Linked DNA regions of Homo sapiens: region 2 is linked to region 1. A link is a loop called in an ENCODE intact Hi-C map of the cell type or tissue named here. Cell type or tissue: psoas muscle. All regions are shown on one strand. Links, peaks and the distances in the headings refer to the core of each region. The heading gives the core; the rest is flanking DNA.

Evidence for each region. A loop is a pair of places that touch in the nucleus more often than their neighbours do. Peaks named below come from ENCODE experiments on the same cell type or tissue, not always from the same donor. Only the 100,000 strongest peaks of a DNase experiment are listed, where the experiment ranks them.
Region 2: it touches region 1 in a loop (4-fold over the local background); 99 of 110 quality-filtered maps call a loop at or near these places.

What each region holds. Positions count from the first base shown.
Region 1 is chr9:34,598,653-34,606,779 of GRCh38, forward strand. No RefSeq gene overlaps it. Among named protein-coding and RNA genes, the nearest start is that of RPP25L, 9.4 kb to the right of the region's middle. In psoas muscle, for the core only: a CTCF peak has its summit at 5,191 (motif pointing left); a DNase peak (open chromatin) is centred at 5,169; H3K27ac peaks cover 455 bases.
Region 2 is chr9:34,543,299-34,551,406 of GRCh38, forward strand. No RefSeq gene overlaps it. Among named protein-coding and RNA genes, the nearest start is that of CNTFR-AS1, 21 kb to the right of the region's middle. RefSeq lists an enhancer at 3,499-3,998 and a silencer at 3,594-3,673. In psoas muscle, for the core only: CTCF peaks have their summits at 3,801 (motif pointing left) and 4,877 (motif pointing right); DNase peaks (open chromatin) are centred at 3,763 and 4,863; H3K27me3 peaks cover 284 bases.

The DNA.
Region 1 (8,127 bases), core at 2,131-7,130:
AGGAAAGATGAGGGACTTCCAGAAGACAGGGAAGGTGTAGTGGTCCTAGGGATAGAAGAATCAGGGTTGCATGAGGCCAGAAATAGCCTGGTAGGACCAAGGAAGAGCCCAGGTCTTCAGCAGCCAGGAGAGGGGTGGGGCCAAGGGGACGAAGCTAGGGGTATGGAACAGGCTGGTGTAGACTCCTCCACAGGGGCCTGTGAGTAGAGTGTAGACCCCTCCTTCCCCAGCCTCCATGCTGTTCCCTGGAGCCCTGCTTGGGTTGGGGGCCTCTCTCAGCCAGGCAGAAGAATCAAAAAGCTCCTCCCAGGCCCCTAGACTTCCATCCCTGAGCCCTGGTTTTTGGTCTCCCCAGGAGAGTTCTGAGCCTTCCTCAAGCTCAGGAGCATGCAGTGGTTGGGGAACCCTGGGGACCCTGGGGGTAATTGAAACCAGGGCTAAGACATTAGAAACCATAACGCTGACTCTGCGGCTCCCCCAGGATAGCTCCTGGTTTTCTTCTCACCCCGATCCTCCCTGCTGTTGACAGCTCAGCTCTCCCAGGCCCCCAGCAGCTGGGCTGCTGACCCTCCTCCTCAAACCAACTAGAAGGGGCGTCCAACCAGAAGGCACCCAAAGCCAGCCCTCAGGGACCTTTTCTCTGCTCTCAGAAAAGCTTAGTGTATACCAGGCTAACCTCTTCATATTGAGGCATCCCAAATTCTAGTCTTAATAATCCCTTTTTGCAGAACCTAGGGAGTTGAAGTTAGACAATGGGAACAATTTTGCAATAGTGAAAAAGAAAGGGAGGAGGTAGATGTAGGGCAGGAGTGCCCGTCAGCTAGCAGGTGCTCAATAAATATGTGGAGAAAAACAGATCTCAAAGCCTGGACCCCACCAGAGGGAGGTGTTGGCTGGCCAGATCTGTAACAGGGGCAGTACAGGCTACACACCAGGGTAGCAGGAAGTGACAAGGTCAGATAAGGAATTCTGTGGCCTGGAAGCTCTCTCCTTGCTTGGATGTCTCTCTTTCTCTACGTTGCAGTCCTTGTCTCTTAGCAAAAGGACCAGAAGCTGCACTTTTGTAAGACTGATGGGAAGGCCCTCCCCCTGCACAGCTGTCCAGAGATTTCAGGATTCCTAGATTCCCCAAGTGCTGGTGTGGAGATTTGGGCCTGCCTCTGTCTCTGTCTGTCTCTCTCCCTGGCTTTTTGGTTAGAGACAGAGGGGTTCAAATACCTACTCTACTACCTACTGGCTTTGTGGCCTCAAAAAGTGACTTAAGGTCTCAATTACCTCAGAAGTAAAATGGGATCATAACAGTGCCTATTTCCTAGGACTGTGGTGAAGATTAAGTTAAATGAGATAATCCAGTCAAGTGCTTAGTGCTAGCCCTAGCAGGTGCTAAAGCCCCCTTCGTCTGCTGGCTTTGGCTTCCTCCCAGTTGATGTCTATGTCTCCTCTGTCACGGCCTTTCTCCCCATTTTCTCTATCAACATTATCCTCTGTCTCTGTCTTTTACTGTCTTTCTCTTGATCTCTTTGGCTCTCCTTGTATCTGGCCCTGCCTGCATGACCCTGCTCCAACCCTCTGGCACAATTGGCCTAGGTGAGGTAGGGTAGGGGTGTCCAGGAAGGTAAATTTAAATATGGCATTCATGGCAGCAGGGTCATGCCTGAGCCTGAACATAGGTGAACCACAATCGTTGGGGTGAGTACTTCTGTCTATGGCCCTTTCTGACTGGGCAGAAGAGCTGGGGGCTCACTCTGGCAGTCCTCTTGGAGGAGGGGGGACTTGTCCTGACTGTTCTGGGCCGCCCCCACACCTGGACCCAGGCCAGATCCCCATAGCTAGTGCCTGCCTGGAGGTGAGGCAACCTGCCCAAAGGCCAGAACTGAAAGGGGTAGCCCTCTACCTCCACACAGAGTTGCTTACCTGACCTCAAAACATTCTGGCCCACCCTCATCCAAGTTCTGCTCTGAGCCTCCCATACCCCATCCCAAACCCTGTGTGGAAGCACATTGCCTCCATAGATCTAGTTTCTCTTGTCTCTGGCTCTTCCTATCTCTGTCTCTATCTATGTGTCTCTGTCTTCTCAATCTCGATCTATGACTTTGGCAACTGCATAAGCCTTGCACCCCTAAGCTAAGACCACCAGGGATAAGAAACTGCAGGGGTTGAAGAGTCTGTGTTCTTCACCTGGTCCAAAAAGCTCCTTCTTGGTGGTGGTGGTGGGGCGAACACAAGAAATCCAGATGTCATTTCCATGTCACTGTGGACCTGTGAAGGCAGGGGGCATGGCATAGAATAGGTGCTCATTAAATATAAACCAAATGAAGGAGGGGCAAACAGAGGACTCCAAACAAGGAACTGAATGGCTGAGGCTGTAGCAGGCAGGAACATGGAGAGACTATGGAAAGGCTGCTGCTCAACTTTGTGACTCAACAAGGAGTCTTCTTTGGGGGTCAGGATTGGTCTCAACTAGCCCTAGATGCTGCCACACCTGGGCCCTGGCCAGCCCCTTCACGTCAGCTCTTGGGCAGACAGCCAGATGGGTGAGCCACTAAGACTTCCCCATCACTTCCCTACTCCCAACACACCATTGCCTCAAGGTGCCCACCAGCTTCAAGCAGAGTGCTGGGAATACAGAGCCAGAGAGGGAGAAACTCTGGGCAGGGGCACACGGCAGGCAGAGGCTGAGACAGGAGTCTGGTGTCCTGGTAGCCAGCCTGGGCCTGTCATGAGGATCCTATGCCAGTACAGTGATGGGGGCCAGACCCGAAACAGGATTTTATGTGGGGAGAGAAGCCAGGAATCCTTGAACATGTGGGCAGCTGGGCAAGGGGTGGAACGTCCCATCAGGTAAGGACAGATGTGCAGCTTCTTGTCCTTCTTGTTAGATAAAGACAAGCATTGAGACAAAAGGTTCAGAGAGATAGAATCAGAGCAAAAGAGAGAAGAGAGAGCCTGGGAGACAGACCGAGAAATAGAAACTCTCAGAGACACAGTCAGGCACAAAAACAAAGATGCAGAGAAAGAGATGTGAGTCAGGGACACAGACAGGGAAATGCAGAAGAGAGAGCCATGGAATTAAAGACACAGAGACCAAGATAGGGAGGGATATGAAATCAGAGAGAAACTGTCTCAGTCACAGAGCAACAATGTGGAGACAGACTCAGACAGAGAAACACAGAGACAGGGAGAAAAAAAAATTGAGAGATAGAGAGATGGAGAAGAGAGAGAGGAGGACAGCGACAGCAAGATCAAGAGAGGCAGAGAGATGGACAGAGGACAAGGCAGAAGGAAGCAAAGACAGGGCTAGGCAAAGAAAGAGATCAAAACATTAGGAGTGGGAAAAGTGGGCGAGGGACAAAGGAGTTTCGTGGCCTCAGTCTCTCTAGCCTGGTCTCCCCAGGGTGTTGGACCCTTACTTTGCTATTCTCTGGTTTCCATAGCAACAGGGAGGGCAGCGCCAAATTTGCATACACATTTACATCCTTTCTATTTGAATAATTCAACAGGTTTCTGTGCATATTCATGAGATAATGAATGAAGGTGACTCTCAATCCCTGCTCAAAACCTGGCTATGGTATCCCCTGCTTTGTAGTGTATGGTATGGCTCTGAGCCTGGTTTTGTAGGCCTTGACCTCTCCCTGCCAGACCCTGCTAACGATGCCAGCCCCTCCTCCCCAAACATCTTTTGCATTTTCCTACCTCTAGGCCTTTCTTCAGGTTATGCTCCTCTGCCTGCAGGGGATGCCTTTCCCTCAGCGTCAGTCCTGCCAGTGGCCTCTGGTAAGGAGTAGCAGGAGATGACAGGGGTGAGCAGGGCTCATCTTGGCTCCCTGGTGGAGGCGATCCTTCAGTCACATTCCTAACTGGGGGTGCTTGAAAGGGTCACACTGAGAGAGGCTGGGGTGTAGGCTGAGCTGCAGTCTGACAAATCTACCAACATAGAGCTACCTAGGACACAGTGGCCTCCATATGGAAACTGACAAAGCCCTTGGTTCCAGCTAGAATAATCAGAGGAGCTGAGATAGCACCAAAAGGAATCTCAGGAACAGAGGGGCTGAGGTGGCTCAGATGGTGGGGGAGAAAGTTCCTAGGGCCAAGAACCCTTTCAAAGTGCCAGGCATTGAATGGCCTTGTGGGCTGGGAGGAGCTTCTTCCGGGCCTGCTCTGCTTATAATTTTGGCCTCACTGACTACCCCTTGGATCCCTACAGCAGCTTTCTCACTGCTCTTCCTGCCCTGTACTGCAATCCACTCTCCACATTGTAGCCAGAGTTCTCTTTCTAAACACAATCTGATATTCCACAGAACTCCCACCTTGAAGCCTTCAGTGACGTTCCATCTCCCTCAAGATAGAGTCCAAGCACCTTTGGCCAGGCTTGCAGGCCTCTCTGTCTGACCCCCACTCACTTCTGAGCCTCATCCCTTACTCTCTGCCTTGAACTTCATGCTCCAGTGATCATCTCTATGCTGCCTCTATGCCTTGGCTTATCGCTTCCCTTCACCTGGAATGTCATGCCCACTTCTCTCCTAAGCTATTCAAGATTCCACAGAGGTATCACCTTCTCTTCTTTAAATCTTTGTGTGTCTCTAAAAGTTGGAATACGGGCTCTGTCTGAACTCATGCAGCAGTAAACCTGCCTAATCTGTGTACTTGTCACACCATAGGGAAACTTTTTTTTTTTTTTTTAAATGGAGTCTCACTCTGTTGCTCAGGCTGGAGTGCAGTGGCTGGATCTTGGCTCACTGCAACCTCCACCTCCTCTGTTCAAGCCATTCTCCTGCCTCAGCCTCCCAAGTACCTGGGATTACAGGCGTGCACCATCAGCACCGGCTAATTTTTGTATTTTTAGTAGAGACAGGGTTTCACCATGTTGGCCAGGCTGGTCTCGAACTCCTGACCTCAAATGATCTGCCCGCCTCGGCCTCCCAAAGTGCTGGGACCACAGGCGTGAGCCACCACGCCCAGCCTCCATAGGGAAATTATATATGTGGCTATAGCCCTCTTGGGGTTGGAGGTTCCAAGCCCAGTGACTATATTTGTCACATTGTGGATGATCATCAGCTGTTTGTTGAATAACTGAGGGGTCACTGAGCCCATTAAGGATCAAATTTCAAGTCTCTGTGTCTTGGGACTCCTGAGGCCCTCTGCACAGACCCTGGAAAGGAATGGGCTATCCCTTTGCAAATGCTGCCACCTTGTGGCCACAGCCAGAAGTGAGTGTAGCCAGAACATCACCTATCAATGTGAGAGCTGGACCAGACAAGTATTACAGTAAGGAGTGGGGAGGTAGTAGGTCCCAAGGGAGTGCTCAGAGGCCAGCACCTGTGTCCTTTAAACATTCTTGATGAGTTCCAAGCAGACAGAATGACAAGAACAAAGACTCAGAGGCAGAAAATCTTATGGCACTTGGGAAGTGTGACTGTGGTCAGAGCCTAGGGTCCAACAGGACAAGGCCAAAGACGGACTAAGCCATGGGCAGGGGCCAAGCAAAGGGGTCCTTTAAAACCACCCAGTGGGCTGGGCACGGTGGCTCAGGCCTGTAATCCTAGCACTTTGGGAGGCTGAGGCGGGCAGATCACCTGACGTCAGGAGTTCGAGACCAGCCTGACCAACATGGAGAAACCCTGTCTCTACTAAAAATACAAAATTAGCCGGGCGTGGTGGCACATGCCTGTAATCCCAGCTACTCAGAGGCTGAGGCAGGAGAATCGCTTGAACCTGGAAGGCAGAGGTTGCAGTGAGCTGAGATTGCACCATCGCACTCCAGCCTGGGTGACAAGCGCAAAACTCCATCTCAAAAAAAAAAAAAGAAAGAAAGAAAGAAAAAGGAAAAGAAACAAAAACCAAACATCTAGTGAATGTAGTGAATGAACTTGGATCCTGTCCTCTAATCTTGGCATGGAGGCTAAGGGAATAGAAGAATGACAAGGTCAGATCTGAGTATGGCCCCATATTGGGGGCGGGTGGCTCAATATTCATTCATTTACTCACTAAATATTTATTGAGTACCTACTATGTGCCAAGTGATGTTCAAGATCCTTAGGTTACATAAGGGAATGAAACAAAGATTCTTTCCCTTTTGGAGCTTACATTCTCATCAGGAGGAGACAATAAACAAAAGTATTATTTTAAAGACGTAAATATCATAGAGGTTAAGAAAAACTGGAGTGGGGGAAAGGCAGGGTAAGGAAGATCGAAAGTGCTGGACTGCAATTTTAAATGAAGTGGCCAGAGTAGGCCTCATGAAGGTGACATTTTAGCAAAGACTTAAAGGAGGGAGGGAGATAACCATGCAAGTATGGGGGGAAGAGCATTCTAAACAAAGGGAATAGCCAGTGGCTTGGTTTGGGGGAGAGCTCCAAGGGGAGTGAAGCACAGCGATGAGTATGGAAACTGCTGAGCGATAATGAGTGGCACAAACCAACAGAGGCTTTGGGGATGGAGACCTAGAAGGCAAAATGGGCAGAACTTGGTGCCTGCTTGGATATGGGAGGCACATAACTCCTCCAGGCATATTGTGTTCTGATGTCCCCATTTCAAGGGAACAAACACAAGGTGGCTAGACATGCCACCTCTAAGACAGGTAGTGAGAATGCTCAACGCATTCCATCCTGGATGACTCCATTGCCGACCAGAATGCTCCCCACCTCACCTTTCCCAGCCTCAACTCACCAGCTCATCTTCCGTGTCTCTGTCTCCAGACCCTCCAGCCATCCACTCTCATGCCCACAAATCCTATCAGCTCCAAAAACCCTCAACCCTATTAATACCTTCCCATCCTTTAGCTGTGGTTATGGGTTAAATTGTGCCCTCCACTCCCATTGCCCCCCAACCAAAACCATTTATAGATATCTTCATCCCCAGTACCTCAGAATGTGACTTTATTTAGAAATACAGCCTTTATAGAGATAGTCAAATTAAAATGAGTTCATAGGGTGGGCCCTTATCCAATATAAGTGGTGTCCTTACAAAAAGAAGAAATTTGGATACAAAGACACACAAAAAGGGAAGATGGGGTGGAGACACAGGGAAAATGCCACGTGAAGAGTGGCATGATGCACCTATAAGTCAAGCATGCCAAAGGATGCTGGCAAATCACCAGGACGAGGCAAGAAAGGATTCCCCCACAGATTTCAGAGGGAGTGTGGCCCTGCCAACACCTTGATTTCAGACTTCCAGCTCCAGAATGGTGAGACAATAAATTCTGTTGTTCTAAGCCCCCCAGTTTGTGGCACTTTGTTACGGCTGCCTAGGAAACCATATAGCTACAACGTTCCTGTCCTAGGATAGTCCATCTCACTCCACCCCATCTTCATGGGGATCTCCAGGCCACTGACTCCTGTCCCTTTTCCCTCACTTCCCTCCTGGCCCAGTTTGGATGCCTTGGTCGTTCACTACATGTACTCTCTTGCTAGTCTCCTCATGCATCTTCCCTCATTCCTACCTGTCTTAAAGTCAGTCTGGAAGAATGCATCTGTGCTTTTTCTGAGTCCTCACCTATCCTGTGGGTGCTGCTAAGAGCTCACACACCCTGACCAATGACCCTACAAGTTCATGGTCACCAGCCTACACTGGGCTTTTAGCCCTGCCTGGTCATTATCCTGTACCTCTTCTAGTCACCTCTCCCTAGTCACCTCTCCCAACTGCAACAACTATCTCACACATCCTTCCCTCTAGCTTCCTTGCCCCACTCTCAGCTATGGAGCTGGACTACTGCTTTGAGGAGATAAGAGGCCTTCTGAACTCCCTCATGTCCCATCTTCACCTCCAGACCTATCTGCACACATATCTGTCCTCAACTCCATCCCTCCTGTTACAGGAAGTCATCCCTCCTCTTCCCTGGGGAGGCCCTTACCTCCATGCTTCTGGATCCCATTTGCTTTTACCTGCTCAGGAACCTCATGCTGTGAGTTATCCACAATCTCCTGCATCCTTCATCTCTTTCCCTACTGGCTTCTTCGTCTGTCAGCCTATAAACATGCTCAAGTCTCTGCTAGTATATTAAAAACTACAACAACAACAACAACAAAAACAAAATCCAACACTCTCTGTACTCCACATTCCTCTCCTGCTATCTATCACCCCTTTCTACCCATTCACAATCCAATTTCTTGAAAGAGCTGTCTCTACTTC
Region 2 (8,108 bases), core at 1,990-6,989, 55 kb before region 1:
GAATAGCTGAAATATTTCTTCACCTTAAAAGAGTAGTCATTCCTAAAAGACCTCTCTCAAGAGCCATTTCAATTAAGAGATTGGGCCAGGCGCAGTGGCTCACGCCTGTAATCCCAACACTTTAGGAGACCTAGGCAGCAGGATCACTTGAGCCCAGGAGTTCGAGACCAGTCTGGGCAACATGGAGAGACCCTGTCTTTACAAAAATTTAAAAATTAGCCAGGCATGGTGGCACATGCCTGTGGTCCCAGCTACTCGAAGGCTGAGGTGGAAGGATTGCTTGAGACCAGGAGGTCGAGGCTGCAGTGAGCTGTGATAGCACCATGTCACTCCAGCCAGAACAACAGAGCAAGACCCTGCCTCAAAAAAAAAAAAAAAAAAAAAAAAAGAAAAGAAAAGGAGGTTGGAGTAGGATTTTACCATTATATTCTAGTTTTATCCCTTTATTGACTTAGCTATGAACGAAGATGTGATTAGTACTTCTGCTTTCCTTGCTACCTCACCTCTCCATTCCAGACTGTGCATATAACTTTCGACTCCCCTGACATTACTAATAGCCCACTGTTGACGAGAAGCCTTATTAATAACATAAACAATTGATTTGCACATATTTTTTATGTTATATATATTATATACTGTATTCTTAAAGCTAGAGAAAAGAAAATATTAAGAAAATGATAAGGAAGAAATAATTTATTAATATTTACTATTCATTAAGTGGAAGTGGATCATCATAAAGGTCTTCATCCTCGTCTTCATGTTGAGGAGGCTGAGGAGGAGGAGGAAAAGGAGGGGTTGGTCTTGCTGCCTCAGGGGTGGCAGAGGCAGAAGAGGGAGAGGAAGGCAGGAGAGGCAGGCACTCTTGGTGTAACTTTTATTGATTTTACTTAATCTGTGAATAAGTGGACCTGCACAGTTCAAACTCGTGTTGTTCAAAGGTCAACTGTATTTACAGTGTTTTGCAACGAAAATTCCCACAGTGTCATCTTCGCTGAAATTGAATTAAGGTTAATTCCTACGTGGAATTAATGTCCCCACCAGTTCTTTACCATGAATTTCCCTTCCTCAGCTCCTGACCTTGACTAATCTCTTGGCTGAATGGATTTTGTCTTTTCTGGAAAGGTTCATGAGTACACCATCCCCCAAATTTATGATTGAGATCACCCACTCTGTTGGTTACGGTTTAGGGTGACACTTTTTCCCCTCAGAACTCTGTAGATATTGCTTCATTGTCTTCACTTGTCAAATGCTACCTTGGAGAAATCTGAGACCAGACTGAATATCCCCCCTTGTAAATAAATGACTTGCTTCTTCTGTCTAGGTGCCTTAAGTATTCTTACTTTAGCCCCAAAGTTTGGTAACTAAACCAATGTATCTTTTTTCTTTTTTAGACGGAAGGGTCTCACTATGTTGCCCAGGCTGGCCTCAAACTCCTGTGCTCAAGTGATCCTCCCGCCTAAGTCTCCCAAAGTGGTGGCATTACAGATGTGAGCCACCTCACCCAGCCAAATCAATGTGTCTTAATATCAATTACTCTGTGTCAACTTTTCTGGTATACAGTATGCCCCTTTCAATCTGAATATTCAGTTCTTTCATTTCAGGGGAAGATTTCTGTATTTTGTACCTTAATATCATTTTAAGTTCCATTTTTGGAACCCCTACTTTAGGGCTGTTAATAGTTGAGCTTATGGTAGCTTGTCTTTGTCCTATTACCTTCTCTCCAATTGCTTTAGTAGCTTTATCTTTTCCCACGACATTTACTCTTAATATCTCAAGCCTTTCCTATTACTTTGATTTTTAACCACTATTTAATGGTTAAAGCCTATTAATATCTATTATATTAATATTGATTGTTTCTCTGTTTCTAGTTTATTACATCTTTAAAAATAAGATTTCAGTCCTCTTTTACTTGCTTCTCTAATATCCCTTTCATCTAATTCATTGTTTTATCATCTTGCCTGAGTTCTTTGTTCTCCTGATTTCATGCTATTAAAAAGGCCTTCTATAAAAGGAAAGATTTGCCAGGACTCTGCTTTTATTCCTTTGGGTGTGTTTTCTTCTAGATCGGGGTCTTCATCGGTTGTTGTTTTCTTTTCATCATCTTTCTTGCTCCCTTCCTTCTTTCTCTCCCTCCTCCTTTCCTTTCTTCCATCGTCTCTCCTTCCTGCCTCCATTTTGACCGTGGTCTTGGTGTCTAAAGGCCATGCCATTTCCTTTCCTCTTACTCCTCTCTGCCATGGCCCATGTTTAGCCGACCTCTCCTTGCCCTGGTGTGCAGGCCCTGGAGCCCCTTCCCATCTTGTCTGGGCCCATTTGTCTCCCCTGGAGCCTATGGTTTGCACGCTGGCTGTTGCTTTCAAACTGTGCCCACCTCTGCCCCCGTGACGTCTATGGCCTGAGGGTGCCTGGCTAGGGCTGCCTGCTGCCCTTGATGGGGCCTAAGTGCTGTCCCTCCTCTGAGGCCCTGTTAGACATCTTGTTCCAACTGGTGGGCGGGGCATAACCCATTCCTGTAGGCACTGGTTTGTCCCCGCCAACCCCTGTCCCATCCCCTGGAAGACACCAAGCCATGGCAGCTCTCCTTGCTTCTACTGAGGTCTCATGGAGAAACACAAGGTCTTCTCCTTACAAAGGCTTTTTCCCAGACTTTTCCTAAGCCTGCCTACGCACCCAGTAGTCCACTTCTCTTAGATGACAGGATATTGTGTTTCATGGACTCACCTTTTTGGGAATGGGGTTAGGAGACATACTACTCACTCACTGCACCAGAATCTTCTGTTGTTTCTTTGCATGTCACATTTTAAGGTTTATAAAAAGGATTTCCTTGTTTGCTTGGACTTAGTGAGTTTGTAGTAGCGTTGTTGTTTTTGTTTGTTTTGGCTTGTGTTCATTTTATTAGAGGGAGGTGGGGTGGGGGGCTTCTGTGACGGTGTTACTTTGTCTCATTAACTCAGTGGTCCCCACCTTGCTTTGTCCATACCTCTCCCCTTGGACCGGCCCCTCTGGCAGCCCCAGCCCCCAGCACTTTCAAGTTCCTGGGATGAGACAAGGGCCCATAGAATTAGGCCTCAGCGCACAGTGGGTTTCAGTCCAAGGAAGAGAGGGAATAAGCAGGAAGCATTTCATGGAGACAGAGTCAGAGGGAACTCAAATGCTTCTCAGGAGGGCATCTGGGCAGAAACACAGCATGAACCAAGGCATGGATGTAGGAGAGGATGGGAACAATTACTGGGGAGCAGGAGGAGTCCAGCTGGAGGAGTGCCAGCTGGAGAAGCCAGGGAGAGGCTGGAGTGGTGGGCAGGCAGGGTCCAGGCAGGGGCTGCCCTTGCTATGACCAAAGCACTTAGCTCTTGGGTCTGGAATCTCAGGGATACTAATGGTGGGCGGGGCAGGTGTAGTAGGGAAGCCTGGTTCCCATTTCTCCTCCCCATCCTCAGCCCCTCCCAGAGACCTTCCTCTGAGTGCTACTCTCCCAGTGCCCCCTTGTCCTGGTAATGCCCAAGGTGTTCCTGCTGTCGTCCTGAGAGCCGCAGGTAAAGCCTCAGCCATGGCCACACCAGGCACACGCCATCACACACGAATGTAGCACATATGCATCCCTGGTCACCTAGCCACAGTAAAACAAACATGGTGCACAGCTGCATACCATCACTGCCATTTGCACGTGACGGCTCAGTGACACATGCTGTTGTGGGCATACTTTGCACACAGCCCCACAGTCCGGCTCCTTCTCTGGGTCGGTTGCTTCTGAATTTCCTGAGAACCTGTCCTGCCCCCTGGTGGCCATTCCCCAAGCCACTGCCCCTCTGGAAGGACCCCTTCTACCTCCTTCTTGCCTTCTGGCCTAGAACAGGCTCTTCCCTCAAACTGGAACTATGAGACCAGGCCCCTCAGACATCCTCCAGACCAGTCTCCCCCATCGGACATCCTCCAGACCAGCCTCCCCCCATCAGACATCCTCCAGACCAGCCTCCTTGCTCAGACGTCCTCCAGACCACCCTCCCCCCTCAGAAGTCCTTCAGACCAGCCTCCCCACTCAGACTGGTGCTGTCAGGCAAGGCCTTCCCAAACAGGGTGATCGACGTCCCAGTTTGCCTGGGACTGAGGGGTTTCCAGAGACTTGAGATATTCAGTGCTAAAACTGGGAAAGTTCAGGCAGACTAGAACTAGTTGGCGGTTCTAGTCTTTGGATCCATGTGCCTTCAGCTCAGTCTCCCCTCAGACTGGACCCACCAGACCAGGCCCTTTCAGACACCCCTGGGTCAGCTTACCCCTCAGGCTGGCCCTTTCAAACGAAAGCTCTTCTGATGCGTGTCCCAGACCCGCTCTGGCTCAGGCTCACCCTGTCGCGTGGGCCCTCTCAGACCCACTCACCCTCAGATTGGCTTTCCCATCAGAGTGGCACTGTCAGGTCCCTTCCAGCCTCTCCCCAAACTGGCTTCATCTGATGCCCTTCCTCAGACCTCCTTCCTCTCCCCCTCCTCTGAGAAGAGGCAAGGTAGGGAGATTACATTCCAATCACTCCTGCCCCCAGGACCTTAGCCCTGCATCTCCAGGCAGGCACCGCCTTCCCAGGGTCCTGTGGCTCTGGGCTGTGGGCCTCAGGACCTGAAGACAGGCAGGTGCAGGATGCAGGACTGGGACTGGAGCCGGGGATTCTGTTCTCTCCACGTGAGAATGAACTTTCTCGGAGTTCCCTCCTACACAGGCAGCGAGCTCACAGGCTCCGGGGAGTTCTCAGGGCCGGAGGCTGCCCAGGAAGGATTCCTGCCTAGTGTCACCCTCTTTCCTGGCTGGCTGCTGGGAACGCACCAGATGTGGGATGTCTGTGCTGAGAGCTGCCAGCCTAGGAGCAGGAATGAAGGGCAGGCAGGCGGCCGAGAGGGGGCAGCAGAAGCCAGGACAGTCCCTGGCGCAGGCCGGAGAGAAGCTGCGGCCACAGGCTGGGGGTCTGGATAGGGGTGGGAACACAGAGGGAGGCAAAAAAGAGAAGGACTGATAGAGTCAGGGAAGAGGGAGACAGAGGTGGAGGCATGGATAGAGATATATACAGAGAGACACAGAAATGGGGATGGAGACACATGAGACAGAGATGTAGAGAGAAACAGAGACAGAGATGGGGATGGAGACACAAGAGACAGAGGGAGAGGGAGAAGGCAGAAAAAGGGAAGACAGACAAGGAAGAACAGATGCGAAGACAAGCATGGAGAGGGATGAATATAGAAACGAGGGAAGAAGAGACAGGAGAAGAGACACAAGATGGAGACATACAGAGAGACAGGGATGGAACAGAGACATACAGAAAGAAATGCAGATAGGAACCAGGACAAAGACAGATTCAGAGATAGGAATGGGACAGAAAGAGATAAATATAGGCTGGGCACAGTGGCTCACGCCTGTAATCTCAGCACTTTGGGAGGCCAAGGTGGGCGGATCACCTGAGGTCAGGAGTTTGGACCAGTCTGGCCAACATGGCAAAACCCCGTCTCTACTAAAAATACAAAAATTAGCCGGGCATGGTGGCGGGCGCCTGTAACCCAGCTACCCGGGAGGCTGAGGCAGGAGAATCGCTTGAACCTGGCAGGCAGCGGTTGCAGTGAGCCTAGATCTCACCATTGCACTCCAGCCTGGGAGACAGAGTGAGACTCCGTCTCAAAAAAAAAAAAAATAAATAAATAAAGAAGAGACAAACAACATAGAAATGAGAATGGGTTCAGCAAGAAGAGAGGGGCAGGGTGCACAGAGACAGGTCTAGAGTTGTAAGAATGGAGCAGAGCCACACTGGAAGAGATCAAGTGGGCAGGGGGCTGATAGGCCAGGACACAGAGCGGGGCCCAGCCACAGTGTATTGTCGGGGAGCAAAGAGAAGTAGGGGGCTGGAAGGCTGGGCCCCTGTGCAATGCACCTGGGGTCTGGGATCCCAGCCTCCCCTTCCCCCCACGCCTCAGGGTTGTTTTAATTCTCCAGATTCTGTTTTAACTCCAATGACCGATGTCTGCACTTATGCCTGGCTCCCCAGAACCACCATGGGAACTGGATGTGAAGGGACAGTACTATAGAGAGGCAACAGTCAGCAACTGAGACCCTCCAAGGCAAACAGCCTCTGTGAGGCCAAGGGCCCAAGACCCACAAGGAAGGTGACCACCCGCAGGCCCAGGCCAGTTGTCTAGTCAGAGGCAATGATGCTGCCCCTCCAGCCACCCTGGGCTTGAGGCAGAGCAGGTTCTCTCTTAGGGCTGGGGGCAGAGAGATAGAGGCCCCAGTCCTCCCCTCCATTGGCCTCTGAAGCTCCGGCAGGCCCCCTCTCCTCCTTCTGCCCCTTCCTCCTGAGGCCCCACGTAATTGCTTTCCCATGTTGCTAATGGAGGCCAGATTGTTGATGCCCAAGCTCGGTGGGCGGTGGGTAGGTCAGGGCTGACCAGGGCTCTCAAGGCAGAAAGGCAGCTCAGGCCAGAGACTCCTCACTTCATCCCACCCACCCCAAAGATGAAGGGTAGAAGTTCTGACACATCCCAGGAATGTTCTGGGGGAGACCGTTGGTGACCCCCTGTTATCTCTACTCATGCTGGACCTGGAGCCTAGGTTCAGGCTGAGCCACACCTCACAGGGACCAGACCCCCAGGCAGAACTCAGGGTTCAGGGTACAGAGCAGGTCCACAGCCACCTCTCAGGATATCCATCCTGGGAGCCTCTTCCTGTGAATGAAGAGCCCTGTGCTTCCATAGCTGGGGCTGTTCAGCTTGAAAAGCCACAGGCTTCACCTTGACGCCAGGCCTTTGCTTTCAGGGGTCTCCCACCTAGAATACTCCTCTCTCTTCTAACCTGGAGAAGAGATGGCCATTTTACTGTGAAGCCCCTCACCAGGCCCCACCTCTGGGACTGTGTCTTGTCCAGGCCAGACTCATCGGTGCTTGAGGCACTGCCAATCCCCCTCCCAGGGCACGATCCCAAGGAGGCCTGGCGATCGCAGCAAGGGGTATCCATTTCCGGAGCCTAGTCGGAGGTGAAGGGTTTGAACTGGGAGAAAGTGTGTGATGGCATCAGGGTGGCTGGTGGCTCTGTAGCGGTGTAGTGCTCAGTGCCTGCCACGGGGAGTGTATCAGGAGGACACATCTGTGCACAGGTGGGTGTGGGTGTGGACCTGACTTTGACTCCACCCACCTCTTCTTACTCCAGGAACCCAGAGAAAGGCCAAAACCTGGCTCCCCAGGTTGGAGCTCCGAACTCCCCTTTCACCCCCGCCCCCAGGTCACATGGCCTGCCTACCTGGCCCCAGCCCTGGGCATTCCCAGCTGAGAAATGCCTGCTTATGCTCAGTAAGGCGGCTTCTATAAGTGGGGTCTGGACCTAAGCAGGCCTGGGACAGCCAAGTGTCCTCCTCTGAGGAGAAGTCAGAGGGATCCCGGAGCCCCAGTTTGGGGACTGGAAGGGTGTGGGCAGTATCTGAGGCTGGACCAAAGACTGACCATCCTGTAAAGCCAAAGCCCCACCCTCTCCAGCTCCACACTGAGTCCTGACTATAACCCAGCCCTGGGAGTAAGCCTTGTACTCTGTCATTCCAGTCCTGAAGCCCAGGTCCCGTCCCTGGTCACACTCCAAGCAGCCTCCTCCTTCAGGCAGCCCCCCTGCCTGCCTAGGCCCAGGACACTCTGTGCTCTGAGCCCTTGTGGCCTGGCTGAGCCCTAGGCCTGACCTTCTAGCACCCCTGGACTATCTCTTGGATGGCAGGGATCACGCACACCCCCTGGCCCCAAGGATGAAGCCTGCCCCTCCCCTTCTGCCATCATCCCTAGCCCTGTGCACTGGGCTCAGGCCTGAGCACTCATGGAAGGCAGTTCTAGAGGTGACCCTTGAAAGGCTTCTGCCCCAGCCAGGACTTCGGCAGCCTCCAGGACTGACTGGATACCCCCGTGGGATCCCTTATTTCCCACAGTTTTTCCCTGGCAGCAACTCTGTGCTCCAGGAAAGCCCTACCCCCCAAGAAGTAGACAACACTGTTACCAGCTACACTGGCCTGAAAGCTGAACACCTCTCCCCACCTTCCCCAACCACAATTTCTTTCCTCCGCCAGCCCTGGATGGGGTGGGGTCCTTGGAAGAGGGGTACCC